Linked DNA regions of Homo sapiens: region 2 is linked to region 1. The links are chromatin loops, found by intact Hi-C in ENCODE. Cell type or tissue: GM12878. All regions are shown on one strand. Links, peaks and the distances in the headings refer to the core of each region. The heading gives the core; the rest is flanking DNA.

Region 1 (9,926 bases), core at 967-8,966:
CACTGGAAGATGAGTGTGGTCAAGGCTGTTGGGAGCCCCATGAATCACTGCTTGAAGGGGCTTGACATGTGATGGCTGGCACTGCAGACAGGAGATGACAAGTCGAGAGCCAACAGAGGAGTCTGTTTGCTGGACCCTCCTGCTGGCAGCAAAAATGCCAACCCAAACCCCCAAGTCTATTCATAAAATGGCTGCAAAGACATCAATCCTGATTTTTAAAAAGAGAAAGACTTCAGCCTGAGCTGAGGGAGGCCGATTCCTCCTCCTTTGCGGTTGCGGGATAGCTGCAAAAAATTGTGAGATTATTCAAAATTTGACAGGCTGTGAACACAAAAAGAAAAAAGTCTCAATAAATGCATAAAAACAATTTTTAAAAGTAACATTTACTCCTAATAGCAATGTTTTATATAAGAATAGAAGGATACCTTGGGTGATGGGGGCACCAAAGTCTCAGAAATCACCACCAGATAACTTTTCCATGCAACCAGAGCACCAAAAAGAGAATGGAAGGGTAGTTGCATAATATAACCAAAAACTTCCACGTGCACATCAAATGACTGCCGGCATCACGCTCAAGGGAAGACACTCATGAGCATTCTCCTGGCATCAGAGAAAAGACAAAGGCGCCTGGCATTAGCACTGCTTTTGTATTCTCTTCTGGAAGTGCTTTCAAAGTCACTAAGCAAGAGAATGAAATAAGAAATATAAATAAGAAATATAAATATTAGGAAAAGAAACCAGATGATCAATTTTTGCACATTTCATAATCTTCTACCTAAGGAAGAAAAAAACAAGAAAATGAGTTTAAAAATCTGTTAGAGGCCAGGCGCGGTTGCTCACCCCTGTAATCCCAGCACTTTGGGAGGCCAAGGCAGGCAGATCACCTGAGGTCAGGAGTTCAAGACCAGCCTGGCCAACATGGCAAAACCTCTACTAAAAATACAAAAATTAGCCGGGCCTGGTGGCGGGCACCTGTAATCCCAGCTACTCGAGAGGCTGAGGCAGGAGAATCGCTTGAGCCCAGGAGGCGGAGGTTGCAGTGAGCCGAGATCACACCACTGCAGTCCAGTCTGGGCAACAGAGCGAGACTCTGTCTCAAAAAAAAAAAAAAAAAAAAAAAAAAATATGTTGGAAATAGTAACAATGGCCATTTAAAGAGGCCATTTCATTTGGTTCCTGGGATGCCTCTGCACCTCTTTCCTGCTTTATTTCTCCTCTTGGTAATGGGCAAACATCTCCTCAATAAAAAGGTTAGCCTGTCCCCATTGAAATCTCTTAGCATGAGGACTGCAGCCAAGCCCTATGGCTCAATTTCAAGTCCCCTTTTAAATGGAAACCATTTGATACCTTTTGCTCATGCATCCTGAAATCTTTGAATATGCTGAAAGAAAGCGGGGAGTTCTGACTCAGAGATTTAACCCTCTGTCTACACAAACATTGGTGACTACTCTACTAGAAAACAAACAAAAAGAGCAAAAAAAATTTGTTTAAACCAGTAACACAAGGAAAGTCAATAAAAGACTATTGGTTAGTGGGTTCCCCAGCATGTCCCGCGAAGTGCTTTTCATGTGTTCACCATTGTCCGTGTTCAGATTACCAGGACCAAAATGACACCTGGGCAAACAGAAGACAAAAACAAGACCTGAGTTGGGAGTGAGGAGAGGCGGAGTCAAACCATGGATGCCAGGAGGAGTAGCTCTGTTGTCTCAAGGATGTCAGTAGTCCTTGCCACTCTCTGGTCTCAGTTTCCTCACGTATAAAATAAAGGGCTAGGACTTGGTCTATGACTTCAAACCTGTCATACCTAGACAATTTTCATTCTGCTTACTTACATTTTCCAATTTTTACCACTGGTCTTAAATTCGCACCTTCTCCTTATCACATATGTCTTCATATCTATGGGAAGTCTCTGCTTGAATATCCTGCTGCCACCCAAAATGAATTGAGTTAAAAATCATAACTCTAGATCAGCCTTCTCTGTCAACCACCTTTCTCTTTCCCATTTGTGAAAGGAAAATATCTTGAGCCCCTAAAATCACTAAGCTAAAGGGAAAAGTCAAGCTGGGAACTGCTTAGGGCAAACCTGCCTCCCATTCTATTCAAAGTCACTGAGATAAATGCATATCTGATTGTCACTTTGGAGAGGCAAAAGAATGCAACCATTTGTCTCTTATCTACCCACGACCTCGAAGCCCCCTCCCTGGCTTCCAGTTGTCCCACCTTTCTGGACCAGACGGAACCAATGTTCATCTTACATATGTTGATTGATGTCTCATGTCTCCCTAAAATGTACAAAACCAAACTGTGCTCTATCCACCTTCGGCACATGTCATCAGGACCTCTGGAGGCTGTATCACAGGCCTGCGTCCTCAATCTTGGCAAAATAGACTTTCTAGATGAACTGAGACTTGTATCAAATATTCAGGGTTCACACCTTTATCTCAGTAAAGAAGGAATTTATGCTGTAACCTAAATGGCAGCTTTCCCATTCTTCTTAAGGGTCACGTGCTCCTGTATTTAGTGGTGGTGGGGTGGAGTTGTCTTCCTACTCCCACATCTCAGTTTTCCCCTGGCCTCCATCCCTCTGAGCTCTTTTGTCTTCTGGCAGCTCTTGGTTCCTTGTGGTCCCCAGTTCAGGTCATCACTGGGCAAGCCTGCCCCAGCATCCTGCTGCTTCCTGCACAATGATCTCCGAGCATTGGGAGGCAGCAAATGTGTCTCTCCTGTCTTCATGACATAACCACACAAAAGTGAATAAATATATCCAACTTTACTCAAGGTGGGAAAATTAAAGAAAGTCACAACATATCAGAGAAAAGTTTTAAATGGCCATCAATACCATTTTTCTTGTGCTCCCAAGGAAAACCATTCAATGAATTAAACATTTCATTGAATGGTTTTCCATGGAAAACTGGAGACTCTTTAGGTGGTGCCTTTCAGTTTTTAATCTTGTTCTTTTGACTTTATATCTACCTTCCTTTCAGAGACACAGCCTCCTTCAAACCTTCCCCCTCTGGAATGTTGCTGTGGTTCAAATGTGTCCCCCAAAAGGCATTAAGCTTAATCCCCAGTGTAACAGTATTAAGAGGTGGGACCTCTAAGAGATGAGGCCATGCGGGCTGTACCCAATGAGTGGATTGATACTGTTTTCATGAGATTGGGTTCATTATTGCAGGAATGAGTTCCTCCTGAGAAGATTACTTCAGCCCCCTTCCCTCTCACGTGTGTGCACTCTTGCCTGTGTGATGCCCTCCGCCATGTTATGACAGCAAGAAGGCCTTCCCAGATGTGGCAACTTGATCTTGGACTTCCCAGCCTCCAGAACCATGAGCCAAATAAATTTCTGTTCATTATAAATTACCCAGTCTATGGTATTCTGTTGTAGCAGCAAAAAATCCACTAAGACAGGTATGTATCCTCTCCTGTGTTTGAGAAACTTCACCTCCCACCTACAGGGACTGGTCTGTCACACAAGGCTCTCCCACACCCTACCCAACTCCCCCCGAGAGTTGATTTAGCCAAGTCTTAGTTATTCCATTCAGAATTGCACCTGGTAGCTCATCAAACTGGTCCAAGACAAACTTGGGCTCTCCAAGTCCCTCAGAGCCAGACGAGCTGTCGGGGATGCAGGGATTCATGCTTGTTTCCCCTTAAGTTGTCCCTACCAAAGTGAATGGAAAAGAGATGTCTTTATTCCTCCTAATGCTCCTGGAATAATAGTCGGTGCATGCACACACTCTCCCCTGACAAACATTAATTCCCAGAAATAGCATAGATTTTACCTTTAAAAAGAAAACAAACCTTATTTTTCCCAAACTGTCCATACTCTACCAGGCTGTGCCTTGGAGTTTCACTTTACATCGTTTTGGTGACCAGAATGTATTCTTTTGCTCAATTTTCCATCCATCCTACCTTCAAATGGTGCTCCCTTCGACTGACCAAGAATAAGAAAAGGGGCCTGTTGGCCATATACCTTTGCTAGTAACTTGTAAAGCGTCTCAAAGACCCCCCCCCCGCCCCATTGCCCCAAAAGCTTGGAAAGTATTATTTATAATGTGAGAGACAAATGAAGTTTTTAGATGATGGAGCCATGCATGCTGTTCTCCAATTTCTGTCCCAATGTGGTGAGGGGGCAGAGGTGTGTGTGTCTGTGTGTGTGTGTGTGTGTGTGTCTGTGTGTGTATGCGCATGCAGGAAGGTTGGGAGGGTAATTCTTCCAGTTATAATAGCAATAAAAATGGTGATGACTGACCCGTCCTAAATGTTATAGCATCTCTCATTCCTGACCCAGAGAGCTATAAAAATACCAGTGCCTCACCCTGCACTATTAAATCAGAGTCTCTGGGAGGTAAAGCCTGGGCATTGTGGTTTTTAAAAGCCTGCAGGTGATTCCAATGTGCAGCCAGGACTGAGAACCACTGGGAAATTGCCACAGCTGGAAAAAGTCACCTTTTGATTCACCTGAAATGAATGATGCAGACTAAGGTAGCATTGTTCCATCAGGCTCCTTTCAGCATCCAAGATTCTGGGTAAAACCTCAAATAGAATGGGGTGTGAGGGTACTGGCTTCCCACGATGCAGTTGGTATGGAGGGTCTGGAATGGCAGTCACCACCAATCCCAGGAAGAGGCTCCCACAGCATAGGCAGACCCTTATTTTTTTTTTTTTTTTTTTTTTTTTTGGAGATGGAGTCTCACTATGTCGCCCAGGCTGAAGTGCAGTGGTGCGATCTCGGCTCACTGCAAGCTCCGCCTCCCGGGGTTCACGCCATTCTCCTGCCTCAGCCTCCCGAGTAGCTGGGACTACAGGCGCCCGCCACCACGCCTAGCTAATTTTTTGTGTGTTTTTAGTAGAGACGGGGGTGTCACCGTGTTAGCCAGGATGGTCTCGATATCCTGACCTCGTGTTCCGCCCGTCTCGGCCTCCAAAAGTGCTGGGATTACAGGCTTGAGCCACCGCGTCCGGCTAGCAGACCCTTATTCTTAATGTAAAGTTATGACTGCAATTATTGTACAGTGCCTGATACAGAGCGGACCTCAACAAATACAGTACTTGAAATAAATACGACCACAGAGAGTAAACAAGCAGTTACTCTCTTCTACCACAAGATGGCAACATTTCAAGACTCACTCTAGAACAATGCTCAAGTCTCAACTGCCAAAATGAAAAGGATGCACGGTTGATAAACGACGAAGCTAGGTGAGTTTTCCTCGATTTTTATTTTTCACCCTTTATCTTTTTAAATAAGTGGAGCCAGGAGCAATGGCTCATGCCTGTAAATCCTAGCACTTTGGGAAGCCGAGGCAGGAGGATTGCTTGAGCCCGGGAGTTCCAGACCAGCCTGGGCAACATAGTGAGACCAACATCTCTACAAAAAATAATTTTAAAAAAATTAGCTGGGTGTGGTGGCATATACCTGTAGTCCCAGCTACTCTGAAGGCTGAGGTGGGAGGACTGCTTGAGCCTGGGAGGTCAAGGCTGCAGTGAGACGTGATTGTACCACTGCACTCCAGCCTGGGCAACAGAGTAACACCCTGTCTCAAAAAAAAAAAAAAAAAAAAAAAAAAAGTGAGAACATAGTGAGTTCACATGGCTCATGTCTCTCCTAGAAGGCTGAGCTGCTTGGTTGACATCTGCATGCTCACAGGATCTTGGAAAGGTAGGTCAGTACCAAGCATGAAACTATTTTATGTAAGGACAGTAAATGACCCCAATTTGGTTTTTCTACCAATAAATCATCTGCCTTATGCCAGGAGACATATTTCCAAGTCACCCTGTCCCCTAGCTTTTTTCATCCACAGGGGGACTTTTGGGAAACAACTGATTTGTGGAAACACAGATACATTTGGGTGTATATCAATTAATAAGACCTCTAAGAACAAGCTCCACTTAATAAAGCTGGCCTTGGGACCAGGGATGTTGGCCTTGGCACCGGGGAGGCTGGCCTTCTCCATGTGTTGGAGAGGAAGCACAGTGACATCCCATGACCGGCTTTTGATTGATTGGCTGAGATCTGGGCCCGGCTACATGAAGGACTATAAGCCTGGTGTTTAAAGAGCCCATAAACTCAGGCAATCAGGGCCCCCGCTCTGTGTTGGCTGTGTGTGGCCCCTGGGGTCCATGTGCAGGGGTCACAGACAGACAGATCATGCCAAAGAGGCAGGGGTTACCTACTTGGCCATCTGCTCCTGCAGCGTCTGAGCTGCCCGCAATACCAGTCACTTGACCCTGGGGGCAGAGGAAGATGAAGTGGCACACGGGGGTGGGATGGCCCGATGGTGTGAGCCACTTACCTTCTGACCGAGCCACTTACTTTCTGACTGCTCCCAGGAGATGAATTAGAAAGGTCTGGGCTTAATAACTATTTAGACATGAAGCATTGCTCAAGATACTTTCCACAATAATGTCTGTAGGTCTCATGCATAGGTAGCAATCCTGGGGCTAATCCCATCCTCTACCTTTTTGGACCCCAGGTCTGTACTGCTCAGTGCTGCTCAGGGATAAATTGTAAATTCACAGTCCTCAGTGCATCTGTACAATCCTTTGACCTGCCTCTAGGAAGCATCCTTTCCTGTCCCCACGATGGCTATTCCAGACCTTCCCCACTACTCCTTAATTTCCATCCTTACCTCAAGTCTCCTCTCAGCAGATGGCTTTGCCTCCTAGCTCCCAGCAAAAATTGAGACCATCCTGCCTGGCTGGGCGCGGTGCCTCACGCCTGTAATCCCAGCACTTTAGGAGGCTGAGGTGGGTGGATCACCTGAAGTCAGGGGTTCGAGACCAGCCTGACCAACATGGCAAAACACTGTCTCTACTAAAAATACAAAAATTAGCCAGGCATGGTGGCGTGCGCCTGTAGTCCCAGCTACTCAGGAGGCTGAGGCAGGAGAATTGCTTGAGCCCAGTGAGCCAAGATCGTGCCACTGCACTCCAGCCTGGGTGACAGAGTGAGACTCTGTCAAAAAGAAAGGAAGGAAGGAGAAAGAAAGAGAAAGAAAGAAAGAAAGAAAGAAAGAAAGAAAGAAAGAAAGAGAAAGAAAATTGAGACCATCTGGCATGAAATCCCTCTACTTCCAGCCTCCCTCCCACAAAAATATTTAGGTCTGCCAGCCCTCACATCCTCCCCACCAGTGTCAGAGAACTGGGTGCGCCATCTATATAGACACCAGAATCTCTTCCCCAGTGCCCTGGATTCCAGTGCCTTCACCCCTCACATATTTCCTCGGGGTCTTTGCTCTACCAGCTTTCATCTCCCTCTCTCTCTCTCTCTCTCTCTGGCTCTTTCCATGTGCACACTCCTCCATCATAAAAAAAAAAACAAAAACAGAACAAAACGAAGGCCTCCCTTAAGCCTGTCTATGACCCATAGTACCACATTCTCCAGCCTGCTTCAGTTCCCTCAAACCCAACTGCTTAGCTCCAGATGTGGGGCAGCAGTAAAGACACAGGGAAATGGGGAAGGGGTAGAAATCTCTTCCCCTCTCCTTCCCACCTTTCCCCACTGGTAGTCTCTTACCACCGGTAGCAGTAGAACAATAAAAATAAACAAAGGGCTCAAGCGGTAGCACCACCATGCACGTGTGACAATGACCTTGTAGTCTCTGACATCCAAGCTGGCATCAGATGTGTCTGCAGGCTGCTGAGGCTGTGGGCAGCAAGAGCCTCTGTCCTAGGTTTCCCCGGGCTTTACCTTCTGCCAAATCATGCCTTTAGCTTTCAATACCAAGGCCACAGTGAAAACAAGCAGGCAAGAAGCCTGTTCTTTCTAAGGATAAAATGGGGACAGGAGCAGCGGTGGAAATATCATTCAGGGATAGGAGGCAGATCTGCTCTGGGCTGAGGTCAGCGTGGGTGGCTCAGTGGGCCTATGCAGCCTTGGAGATGAAATGGGTTCCAGAGGAGACCTGGATTATTGTTCATGTCATTCCCCATCCCCACACTTGGAATCTAGTCTGGGAAATCTTTCAGACTGGCCTCAGCCACTGGCGTTTTGCCCCTCCCTCAGGCCTGAGTCCTGCAGTCCCTCTCTGCAGTTGCTGTTCCCAGGACACTGACCCAAAAGTCTCCTACGCTTCAATTTTCCTAATCATTACAACAAAAACACCCTTGCCAGCTCATCCTGTATGTCCAGCAATATGCTAAGTAACCCACGTACATCATCTCATTTAATTTGATCACCACTGACTCAATGGAGTACGTTTGATTATCTTCATCTCATGGAGGAGGAAACTAAGAGATGGAGAAGTCAGGTCTTCTTAGAGAACTTTACAGAGATAGTGAGCGATGGGACTACGATTCGAAGAGTGGCCTGTTTGACTCCATGCTCTCTTGATTCTACTGCCCAAATATTTGTAAGGCGTATGAGTTTGTTCTAACATACTCAAAAGCAAGAAATGTAACATTACGAATGTGGCAAACCCTCACTAGACAGGGCCAGCAAGATGGCCAGTATATGTTTTTTTTATTTTTTTATTTTTAGTAGAGAAGGGATTTTGTCATGTTGGCCAGGCTGGCCTCAAACTCCTGACCTCAAGTGATCCACCTGCCTCAGACTCTCAACGTGCTGAGATTACAGACATAAGCCACCTTGCCCGGCCCTCTATCATAACCCATTTCTCCTAAAAAAAAAAAAAAAAAAAGGCAGCACTCGCATGATAAAGCTTATGAAGTGTGAGAGGAAGAGGAAATGAGGCAGAGAAATAGTGAAAACCAGACAGGTGCAGTGGCTCACGCCTGTAATCCCAGCACTTTGGGAGACTGAGGCGGGTGGATCATTTGAAGTCAGGAGTTCAAGATCAGCCTGACCAACATGGTGAAACCCCGTCTCTACTAAAAATAAAAAAAATTAGCCGGGCGTGGTGGCATATGCGTGGTGGCACATGCCTTTAATCCCAGCTACTCGGGAGGCTGAGGCAGGAAAATCGCTTGAACCTGGGAGGCGGAGGTTGCAGCGAGCCAAGATCGTGCCATTGCACTCTAGCCTGGGCGACAGAGCAAGAGTCTGTCTCAAAAAAAAAAAAAAAAGAAAGAAAGAAAAGAAAAAAAGAAATAGTGAAAACCAACAAAGTGGGATAATAAAGCTGGCTGTGGCACCCCATGAAATAGAAAGAATCACCAAGCCACACTAGAGTCTCTGGGGAGGCCACATAAAGCCATTGCACCTCAGAGCAGTGTGTTAGGGAGAATCATCAAGAACCTATCTGTTACTTGGGTCTCTCACTGCTCAAAGTTCACACCATGGGGCATTAGCTGCCCCCTACTTTGGGTTGTGTACCTGGGCCAGCCTCAGCGGACCTAGGTAAGGTTGGACATGGAAGTGGGTGCTGGAGCTGTTTCAGCTCCTTCCCATCGCAGCAGGCATAATGAAGTTCATGCCAAAACCCAGCACTCACCCCCAGGGTGGCTGAGACAGCCTGCTGTGTTGGGAAGTGGGGTGTCGGTGGAAGCAGGGGCTCTCCCTTGTGCAAGTGGTCAGGAGAAGGCCTTGGGGGCAGGCAAGTGACCTTAGGCAGATCTGGCTCTCCATTTCTTTCAACAACAAGTCTAAATTCTTTATCACAGCATCCAAGACTCTCCCCAGGGTGGCTTCACCCTTTCTTTCCGACCTGGTCCTCTTTGCCTCCACACCACCTCATTTCAGTGCCACTGTTTGCCCAGGAAATTCCTACATATGAAGGAGAAAAAGGGACCTCTCTGAGTGGTCCCATCTCCGGAGGCTGTGGGTTTGGCTGGCAGAACAATGTTTTGGTATAAATTGGAAAAATTGTTCTTCCTGGTTTCAGCTCATGCCAGAGTGCACAGTGGATTTCAACATGCCCCTTGGCCACCCATGCGTGGAGGCCTTGCCAATCATACTAAATCCCAGGTGAGGAAACAGGCCAGAGAGGTGGAGGCTCTTGCCCAGGTCACACAATCGCTTAATGACA
Region 2 (9,926 bases), core at 1,287-9,286, 1.3 Mb after region 1:
TAGAGTGTCTTGTACCCTTGGTTTCTCACAGGCCACCCAATCATGCCAGCAGTGGCTTCTTAACATTGTGACCACCAGAAATACCCTACACACACATTTTTAAAGGGCCTCCCGGGGCGTTCCCATCTGCATGGAAAATTTGCCCTAAAGAAGAGTCACCACATACACTAGGGTAGCTGTGGGTTGGGTGCGGGAATGGGGCATTTATCATTTATTGAAGGTTTCAAGAACTTCCCCATTCTTTCCATGAGCTTTGTTAGTTTTTTCTTTTGTAAGACATGGGTGCAGTTTGAGACAAGGTCTCACTCTGTCACCCAGGCTGGAGTGCAGGGGCATGACTCACTGCAGCCTCAACCTCCCAGGCTCAAACAATCCTCTCACCTCAGTCTTCTGAGTAGCTGGCACACACCACCACACCCAGATATTTTTTTTAATTTTTAGCAGAGACAAGGTCTTGCTATGTTACCCAGGCTGGTCTTGAATTCCTGAACTCAAGCAATCCTCCCACCTCGGCCTCCCAAAGTGTTGAGATTACAGGCGAGAGCCACCACACCCAGCTTCTGTGAGCTTTTGAAAAAAAAAAAAAAAAAGTGCAATGGCATTCTAATATCATAAAAATTTGCTCTTTAAAGTGTACAATTCAGTGGTTTTTAGTACATTCACATTCATAAAGTTGTACAACCATCACCACTATCTAATTCTAGAACATCTTCATTGCCCTAAAAACAAACCCTGTACCTGTTAGTTGTCATGCCCCATCCCCCTCTCCTTCAAGCCCCAGCAACCACTAATCTACTTCCGTCTCTATGGATCTGTCTATTCTGGACATCACATAAATGGAATCATACAGTATGTGGCCTTTTGTGTCTCTGGGTTTTTCACTTAGCATAATATTTCCAAGGTTCATCTATGTTGTAGCCTGTATAAGTACATCATTCCTTTTTAATGGCTGAATTCACTTATTCAAATCATTGTATGGATATATACTAATTTATCAATTCATCATTTGATGGATGGTATTTCCTCTTGTTAGCTATTTTGAGTAATGCTGCTATGAATATTCACATAGGAGGTTTTGTGTAGATCTATTTTTGATTCTCTGGAGTATACACCTAGGAGTGAATTGCTGGGTCATATGGTAACTCTGTTTAACTCTTTGAGTAACTGCCAAACTGTTTTTCCAAAGTGGCTGCAGTACCACCCACTACGCATGAGGGCTCCAATTTCCCCACATCCTCGTCAACACCTATGGTTATCCATCTTTCTAATAATTGCCATCCTAGTGAGTATGAAGTGGTATCTCATTGTGGTTTTGATTTGCATTTCCCTAATGATTAATGACACCAAGCTCTTTTCATGTGCTTGTTGGCTATTTGTATATCTTCTTTGGAGAAATGTCTTTTCAAGTCCATTGCCCATTTTTAAATTGGGCATTTGTCTTTTTGTTGTTGAGTTGTAAGAGTTATTCACATATTCTGGATACAAGTTTATTGTCAGATACACAACTTGCAAATATTCTCTTCTATTCTGTGGGATAATCTTTCACTTTCTTGATGGTATCCTTTGAAGCACAAAAGTTTGTGATTCTGATGACGTCCAGTGTCTTCATTCTTCTTCGTTCTGTGTGCCACAGGTTTTTGAACCAGTTGCCCTGGCAGCCACACCTGCCCGAGCAAAGCCAGGCAATGAGGCTGCTGTGACTTGAATGGAGGCAACATCCTTCCAGTTTCAAAGTCTCTTGCTGGGATTTCATAAATAGAGTCTAATTTCTCTGGATAAAAAACTATGCCTGCCCAAGTTCAAATCTCCTCAGAATGGGTAGCTCCATCCCTAATAGTCATTCATGCCTTAGGGAAAACTACTCTCTCAGACCCTTCCTTACAGCAGACTGTGCTGAGTGGTGTGGAGAGAGGATAGGGACCCTGATCCTGGGGACAATGTAATCCAGGAGGGACAGAGGAAAGGCATGTTGGACAGTGTGGAAGGCCCATGCCACCTCTTTACTGAGAAAAGTTGTCCAAAAGCTGTCTTGTCCATGGGCCTTAGCTAGAAGCCTATCTGTTCTTTACCTCAAACCACACTTTCACATTTAGCCAGCAAAGGGCCCCGTTAAAATGCACATATGTTTCCTGGATGGGGACGCACTCGCAGGATGCTGAAGCTGGACTGAGAGGGATCCCAACACTTATCTCTTGCAGCTCCTCTGGATCTAAGTGAAGAAATCGAGGCCCAGAGAGGGCAAGGGACTTATTCCAGGCAACACAGGCCTCAGCAAATTCATAGCAGAGCAGGGACCACACTGCCCTCCTCCTCCCCACTGACCTCCAGCAAACCTGTTGGCCCAAATGGGATTCTTAGGCATCTGGAGACAAGCAAGTCTGTCAGGGCGTGGGCAGTTTCCTTGGCAGAAAGAGACTCAGATACTCCAGTGTCCCAGAAAGTGAGCCCCACTGAAGAACCAAAGCAGGTGTCCACAGCAGCACAGGGGCTCTAGACACTGAAGGGCAGGGGCCTCGCCTCTTTGGGACTACCCTGCAAATCACATGACCCTTAATAGCAACACTGGCTGCCCTTCATTGAGTGCTCATAGATGCCAGACACTATGCTAAGAAATTTACACGCATCATTGCCTTGATCCTCCTGAGAGCCCCATGAAACAGGTGTTAATTTTTGTTCAATGAGGCCACTGAGGCTCCAAGAGGTTAAGTACCTGCCCGGGGTCACGTAACTAGAAAGTGCTGAGCGGATTTTCAATTACAAATCCACAAACTCCAAAGCCAGTGCTTGCAATGACCATACTGATCCTGATTTCGGGAGGTCCCTCTAGCTCTCAGCTCTCAGGTTCAAGTTTCCTCAGTAGGTGAGTGGGCTGGGATGCTGCTGCCTGTCTATTTCAGGCTGAGCTCCGCTCCTAAGCACTCAAAGCCCGGGGTCTGTTTCCCCAGGGAAGCTGCGTCTCTCTGCCGAGGGCGTAGCGCCCCCTGCTGCTCACTCCCACGCTCTTCTGCAAGAGCCTTTAATGCTGCAGGGCCACCTGTTACAAGAGACCCTTGGGGGTCCTCGAATGAGACCCCCACTTTCCCACTAACACCTTTATCCTCTTGAAAGCCCTCTTGGTTTTCAGGCAAAACAGAGAGGAAAATAAATGTTTATTTCTGGCCTTCTAGGTCTATGCCTAGGGGACCCCAAAAAACCCACATCTTTTTATCCTTCCATCACAAAACCGGCAAAGAGGAACTCTGGACTTTGTATCAGATACTAACTGTCAGATACTTCATATCGGGAAAAACTCCTGTTCTCCGTGGTCCTGCAGACTTGTGCAACTGAGTCTCTCATGTGCAAAATGGAGACAAAAGTGCCTACCTTTCTTCTGGGAAGAAAAAATGAGATAGTGTATGTTTAGGGCCCTGCATTTGGTAGGTACTTAATAATCAAGCTCTTCTTCCTGAGCCGCAGTGTTCTCTTCTGCTGAATTTTTTTTTTTTTTTTTTTTTTTTTAGATGGAGTCTCGCTCTGTCGCCCAGGCTGGAGTGCAGTGGCACAATCTTGGCTCACTGAAACCTCTGCCTCCCGAGTTCAAATGATTCTTCTGCCTCAGCCTCCCAAGTAGCTGGGACTACAGGCGTGTGCCACCACGCCTGGCTAATTTTTTTGTATTTTTAGTAGAGACAGGGTTTCACCATATTGGGCAGGCTGGTCTAGAACTCCTGACCTCAAGTAATCCACGTGCCTCGGCCTCCCAAAGTGCTCAGATTACGGGTATGAGCCACCACGCCTGGCCTGACTTTTATTTATTTATTTTTTATTATTATTATTATATATTTTTTTGAGACAGAGCCTCACTCTACCACCCAGGCTGGAGTGCAGTGGTGCGATCTGGACTCACTGCAATCTCTGCCTCCCACGTTCAAGCAAGTCTCGTGCTTCAGCCTCCCAAGTAGCTGGGATTATAGGTGCCCGCCAATATGCCCAGCTAATTTTTGTATTTTTAGTACAGATGGGGTTTCACCATGTTGGGCAGGCTGGTCTGAAACACCTTACCTCAAGTGATCCGCCCACCTCGGCCTCCCAAAGTGCTGGGATTATTGGGCACTTGCTCAATGCGGGTACCTGGCCTTCACCTGCATTACTTCACTCATATCACAGTAATATGCAAGATAGAACAGGGAAACCAAGGGCTGGGTGCCCAGAGGAGTCAAACAACTTGCCCAAAGCCACACAGCTGGCCAGAGGTGGAGCCAGAATTCCAACCCAGGCAGGCTGGCTCCCGGTGCCAGGCTTGCAACCCTCACAGTGTCTTCTGGCAGCAAGATGGCTAGGACAATGCCTTGTACACTATGGAACGTGCAGAGTCTGTGCAGGGCTGGGGTGACATGCAGGAGGAAGAAATTAGACAAATTAGGAATTAATCATTGAAAAAACGAGGCTACAGTGAGGAGGCTCTTAGGACTTGGGATCATCTCGGCAGACTTCCTGGAGGAGGTGAGGACTGAGCCAAATCTCACTATGTCAAAGGGTCCAACAGTCAGAGTGACTGGCGGAACTGGCTGCCCTCAGGAAAAGTGCCTATCAAAGAAGAGTGACATTTCTCAACCTCACAGGAGCTGAGAGAAAGCAAGACAGGATGAGACTGTCAAAAATAATGAACACATTGCTTGGGCAGGTGTCTGTACAGGCCAGGCACAGTATTAAGTGCTCTATAAGAATTATCTCCTGCCGGGCGCAGTGGCTCACACCCAGCACTTTGGGATGCCGAGGCGGGCAGATCACCTGAGGTCAGGACTTTGAGACCAGCCTGACCAACATGGTGAAACCCCGTCTCTTCTAAAAATACAAAAAAAGTAGCCAGGCATGGTGGCATGCACCTGTAATCCCAGCTACTTGGGAGGCTGAGGTGGGAGAATCACTTGAACCTGAGAGGCGGAGGTTGCTGTGAGCCAAGAATGCACCATTGCACTCCAGCCTGGGCAACAAGAGTGAAACTCCATCTCAAAAAAAAAAAAAAAAAAAAAAGAATTATCCTTTAATCCCCCAATACCCTTGTAGGGCAGCTACCATTAACATGCCCCCTTTACACTTGAAGAAGCTGGGCTTGGGGGTGACTCCAAAGCCTTTCCTACGTCTCACAGCAACTAGAGAAGGAGCCAGGATTCGAACCCAGAAAGCCCAACTCAGGCCTCTGCTATACACTCAAGCCACGCAGCTACACCTCCTGGGAGAAGAGCCCCTGGCAGGGGTCACGTTTTGTGTCATCTCCATGTAGACAGCTCTCCTGGACACTCTCCCTGGTGGCTTTGCCCTGGACTGAGGCAAAACAGGAAGAAGGAGAAAGCCTCTCTTTCTCCTTGTGTCCCCAGCATCCAGAAGGTGCCAAATGGAGGATGCTTGAAGAATGAAGGAACCGGTCCTGCAGGGAAAGATGGATTACCCGTGTATCTGCCGCCCCCTCCTGCCCCAAAGGAGAACTGCAAGGCTCACCTCCCTTTCACCCCACTGGAAAGCGGGTGGAGGCAGGACTTCCCAAGCCCTCTCTGAAGAAGGACCAGGTTGCCACTGGTCTTTTGTTCCTGTTTATAATTTTTTATTATTAATTGCATACATTTATGTGGTCTTATGTGATGTTTGATATATGTATACAATGTGGAATGATAAAGTCTAGCTAATTTTAACAAATCCATCATCTCGCTTACCATTTTTGTGGTAAGAACATTTGAAATGTACACTGTTAGCAATTTTGAAATATACAATACATTATTATTAAGGATAGTCACCATGCTGTGCAATAGACCTCAAAAAAGGTATTCCTTCTGTCTAACTGAAACTTTTACCCTTTGACCAACATCTCTCCCCATTTCCCCACCCAGGGCATCCTCCCACCTAAGCCTCCTGAGTAGCGTGTACCACCACACCTGACTATTTTTTGTATTTTTTTGTAGAGATAGGATTCCACCATGTTGCCCAGGCTGGTCTCATACTCCTGGCTTCAAGCGATCCTCTCCTCTTGGCCTGCCAAAGTGCCAGGATTACAGGCTTGGGCCACTGCACCCTGCCAAAAGTCTCTATGTTTACTCTTACATTCTCAGCAGGTACTTACTGTACCTGTCTCCATATAGACAAGTAACAATATTTTGAGAGCCAATGCAGTCCACAGACTATGCTGTGAGAAGCACGGGTCCAAAGAGGACAAATGACAGGCCAGAGGCCACCCAGCCAGCACGAGGAATCCATTTCCTCATGCACTACCTCAGCAGACAGCCAGGACTCCTCTGCCGTTTTGAGACTCAGGTCCCACTGCTGACTCAGGGTGCAGCTCTAGATCTGCAGCTGGAACTGAGGGGTAGCTCAGGACAAGGACAGAGCCCCAGGGACAGTGGCTCAAAGTCGGCCCCTGAGCTCAGCCCTCCCCATCTGTGAGAAACAGGCAGAGAGCAGAAAGGTGGATGCTGTCTCAGTCAAGGAGTCAAGACGGCCTCTGGAAATGCAGGCTGGGAGGGAGGGATGGGATCTGAACCTGACATGGGGCTGCGGATGGTGGCACCCTGGGTGGCTTTTTGTTTTGTTTTATTTATAGACAGGGTCTTGCTCTGTCACCCAGGCTAGAGTGCAGTGGTGCAAACACAGCTCACTGCAGTCTTGACCTCCTAGGCGCAAGCGTTCCTCCCGCCTTGATCTTCCGAATTGCTGGGACTACAGGTGTGTGCCACTGTGCCCAGTCAAGCACCCTGAGTTTGAGAGCAAAATTGTCTATGATGACTTCCCTAAATTTATATCCTTGTCTTAGGGCTCAAGACAATTCTGGGGCTCTCACGAGGAGTGGGGATTCCTGCTGATATCACATCTTCTCAGGAGGCTGAATCACAACTTCCTTTGGAGACAGTCATTAAAAAACAATCCTCCTTCATAGCTGAGCTTTCCTCTCCGTCTCACGCCTAGGTCGGTGCTTCCTGCACTGCCTCCACGGGTCTCCCCACCTCCCTCCCTCAGGCACTTTTCCACTTTTCCAGGAGCTGGAGGGTATTTCTTCAACAAAAACCCACTGTGTCACTCCCTCCTTGAGGCATGAGGATAAAGAACATTCTAGAGAGGCCAGGCATGGTGGCTCACACCTGTAATTTCAGCACTTTGGGAGACTGAGGTGGGCGGATCACTCGACCTCAGGAGTTCGAGACCAGTCTGGTCAACATGGCGAAACTCCATCTCTACCGAAACTACAAAAATTAGCCAGGCATGGGGGCATGAGCCTGTAATCTCAGCTACTTGGGAGGCTGAGGTACCAGAATGACTTGAACTCAGGAGGCAGAGGCAGAGGATGCAGTGAGCCGAGATCACGCCACTGTACTCCAGCCTGGGTGAAAGAATGAGACTTCGTCTCAAAAAAAAATAGAAAGAACGTTCTAGAAGAATGTCCCATCACTACAGTAGCCACTAGTCCATGTAGCCATTGAGCACTTGAAGTGTGGCTACTGCCACATGTTGAAATGACAATATTTTGGATATATTGAGTTAAATAAAATACATTATTAAAATTGAGCCAGGTGGGCTAGGCACAGTGGCTCAAGGCTGGGTGCGGTGGCTCACACCTGTAATCCCAGCACTTTGGGAGGCCAAGGTGGGCGGATCACAAGGTCAGGAGTTTGAGACCAGCCTGACCAACATGGTGAAACCCTGTCTCTACTAAAAAAAATACAAAAATTAGCCGGGCATGGTTGGTGGCGTATGCCTGTAATTCCAGCTACTTAGGAGGCTGAGGCAGGAGAATCGCTTGAACCCAGGAGGTGGAGGTTGCAGTGAGCCGAGGTAGCGCCACTGCACTCCAGCCTGGGTGACAGAGCGAGACTCCATCTCAAAAAAAAAAAAAAAAAATTGAGCCAGGTGCCTGAAATCCCAGCACTTTGGGAGGCCGAGGTGCGTGGATCACTTGAGGTCAGGAGTTTGAGATCAGCCTGACCAACGTGGTGAAGCCCTGTCTCTATTAAAAATACAAAAAGAACGCCGGGCGCGGTGGCTCACGCCTGTAATCCCAGCACTTTGGGAGGCCGAGGCGGGTGGATCATGAGGTCAGGAGATCGAGACCATCCTGGCTAACAAGGTGAAACCCCGTCTCTACTAAAAATACAAAAAATTAGCCGGGCGCGGTGGCGGGCGCCTGTAGTCCCAGCTACTCGGGAGGCTGAGGCAGGAGAATGGCGTGAACCCGGGAAGCGGAGCTTGCAGTGAGCCGAGATTGCGCCACTGCAGTCCGCAGTCCGGCCTGGGCGACAGAGCGAGACTCCGTCTCAAAAAAAAAAAAAAAAAAAAAAATACAAAAAGAAATTAGCTGGGCATGGTGGAGGGCGCCTGTAATCCCAGCTACTCAGGAGGCTGAGGCAGAAGAATCGCTTGAACCCAGGAGGTGGAGGTTGCAGCGGGTCGAGATTGTGCCACTGCTCTCCAGCCTGGGCGACAAGAGTGAGACTCCGTCTCAAAAAATAATAATAATAAAATAAAAGTTATTTAGCTTGTGTCCTTTTCCATTTTTGAATGTGGCTCTAGGAAGTTTATAATCGCCTAGGCGGCTCGTCCTATTTCTATTGGGCAGGGCTACTCTGAGCTTGGCTCTCACCCAGTCATCTCTTCAACTGCCACTCTCCTTACACTCAGTTCCATCCACACCACATCCCTGCAGTTCTATGGATGTTTATCTAGCTACTCCGTGTTGTTTAACAGCAGCTTTCTCTGCAGCCAAAACATCTCCTTCTCCAGGAAGCCTCCCTAACACCTTCCCACACAAGCCCACCCCTTTGCCCCACCCTTGCCTCCTGACAGCTGCTGCTCCTTACCACAGACCTCCTAAACACAGTATAACCCTTGAAGGGTCTTTATTCCACCAGATAAGAGAATTTTAAGAGTTAGGACTTGATCTAATTAATCTCTGCATCTCTGACATCGAAAGCAGTGTTTGCCTAATAGATAATTCGTGGATACATGCTGAATAATTCAATGAGTGAATGAATTAGTAGACAAATGCGTCCAGTCCATAGAAGGAAAGGAGAATTAAAACAAACTCCTGCACCTGGGAAGGAGCAGACTGTCAGGCAAATCATCAAGACTGGATTCTGGGAACAAAACCAAGCCCAACAGGGGTACTGAGAGCTGGGTGGCAGGTGGCAGGCTAGGCCCACTCACTCGCTTGTCAGCAATTCACTCCATTCTACCAACCTTGTGGCACACTCACTTCAAAACCAGGCCACAGGAAAATCACATGTTGCTACAGGGACCTCCAGGGCACCTAAACCACATCTACCAAATCCAGGACTACCAGGGACACGTAGTGATGCAGTTGGACCATTCTCAAGGCTCCCCACGTGAGAAGTGTTACGCTATCTCCTCCAGGGATTGCAAACTCAAATGGCTAGGCACGAGTGCACTTGAGGCAGAGTAAAGACTATAGAAGGGGGGCGCAGAGAGGAGTTGAAGAGGTGGCACATGCCCAACCCAAAAGGACAGCAGCAGCGGTGCTGACTGCACCATCAGACACATACCATCCAGATCCTCCAACGTTTAACAAGAAACCAGAAATCCACAACTTGGGTAGTTTCTAAATTTATTTTTTTCGAGACAGTCTTGCTCTGTCACCTGGACTGGAGTGCAGTGGCATAACCATGGCTCACTGCAGCCTCAACCTCCTGGGCTCAGGGGATCCTCCTGCCCCAGCCTCCCATGTAGCTGGGACTACAGGTGTGTACTACCACACCCGGCTAACTTTTTAATTTTTTTGTAGAGCTGGGGGTCTCACTTTGTTGCCCAGGCTGGTCTCAAACTCCTGGGCTCAAGCACGCCTCCCATCTTGGCCTCCCAAAGTGCTGAGATTACAGGCATCAGCCACCGTGCCTCACCTGCTTCCCAATTTTTTAAATTCTATACATCATGCTCCTTGGTATTCACCC

Evidence for each region. Peaks named below come from ENCODE experiments on the same cell type or tissue, not always from the same donor. Only the 100,000 strongest peaks of a DNase experiment are listed, where the experiment ranks them.
Region 2: a loop joins it to region 1, with 9 times the contacts of the local background. A loop is called at or near these places in 16 of 110 quality-filtered maps.

Annotation. Positions count from the first base shown.
Region 1 is chr15:70,807,425-70,817,350 of GRCh38, reverse strand. No RefSeq gene overlaps it. Among named protein-coding and RNA genes, the nearest start is that of LARP6, 42 kb to the left of the region's middle. In GM12878, for the core only: a CTCF peak has its summit at 5,104 (motif pointing right); a DNase peak (open chromatin) is centred at 5,122.
Region 2 is chr15:69,471,471-69,481,396 of GRCh38, reverse strand. No RefSeq gene overlaps it. Among named protein-coding and RNA genes, the nearest start is that of LINC02896, 14 kb to the right of the region's middle. In GM12878, for the core only: CTCF peaks have their summits at 2,984 (motif pointing left) and 5,443 (motif pointing left); no DNase peak of the experiment used is centred there.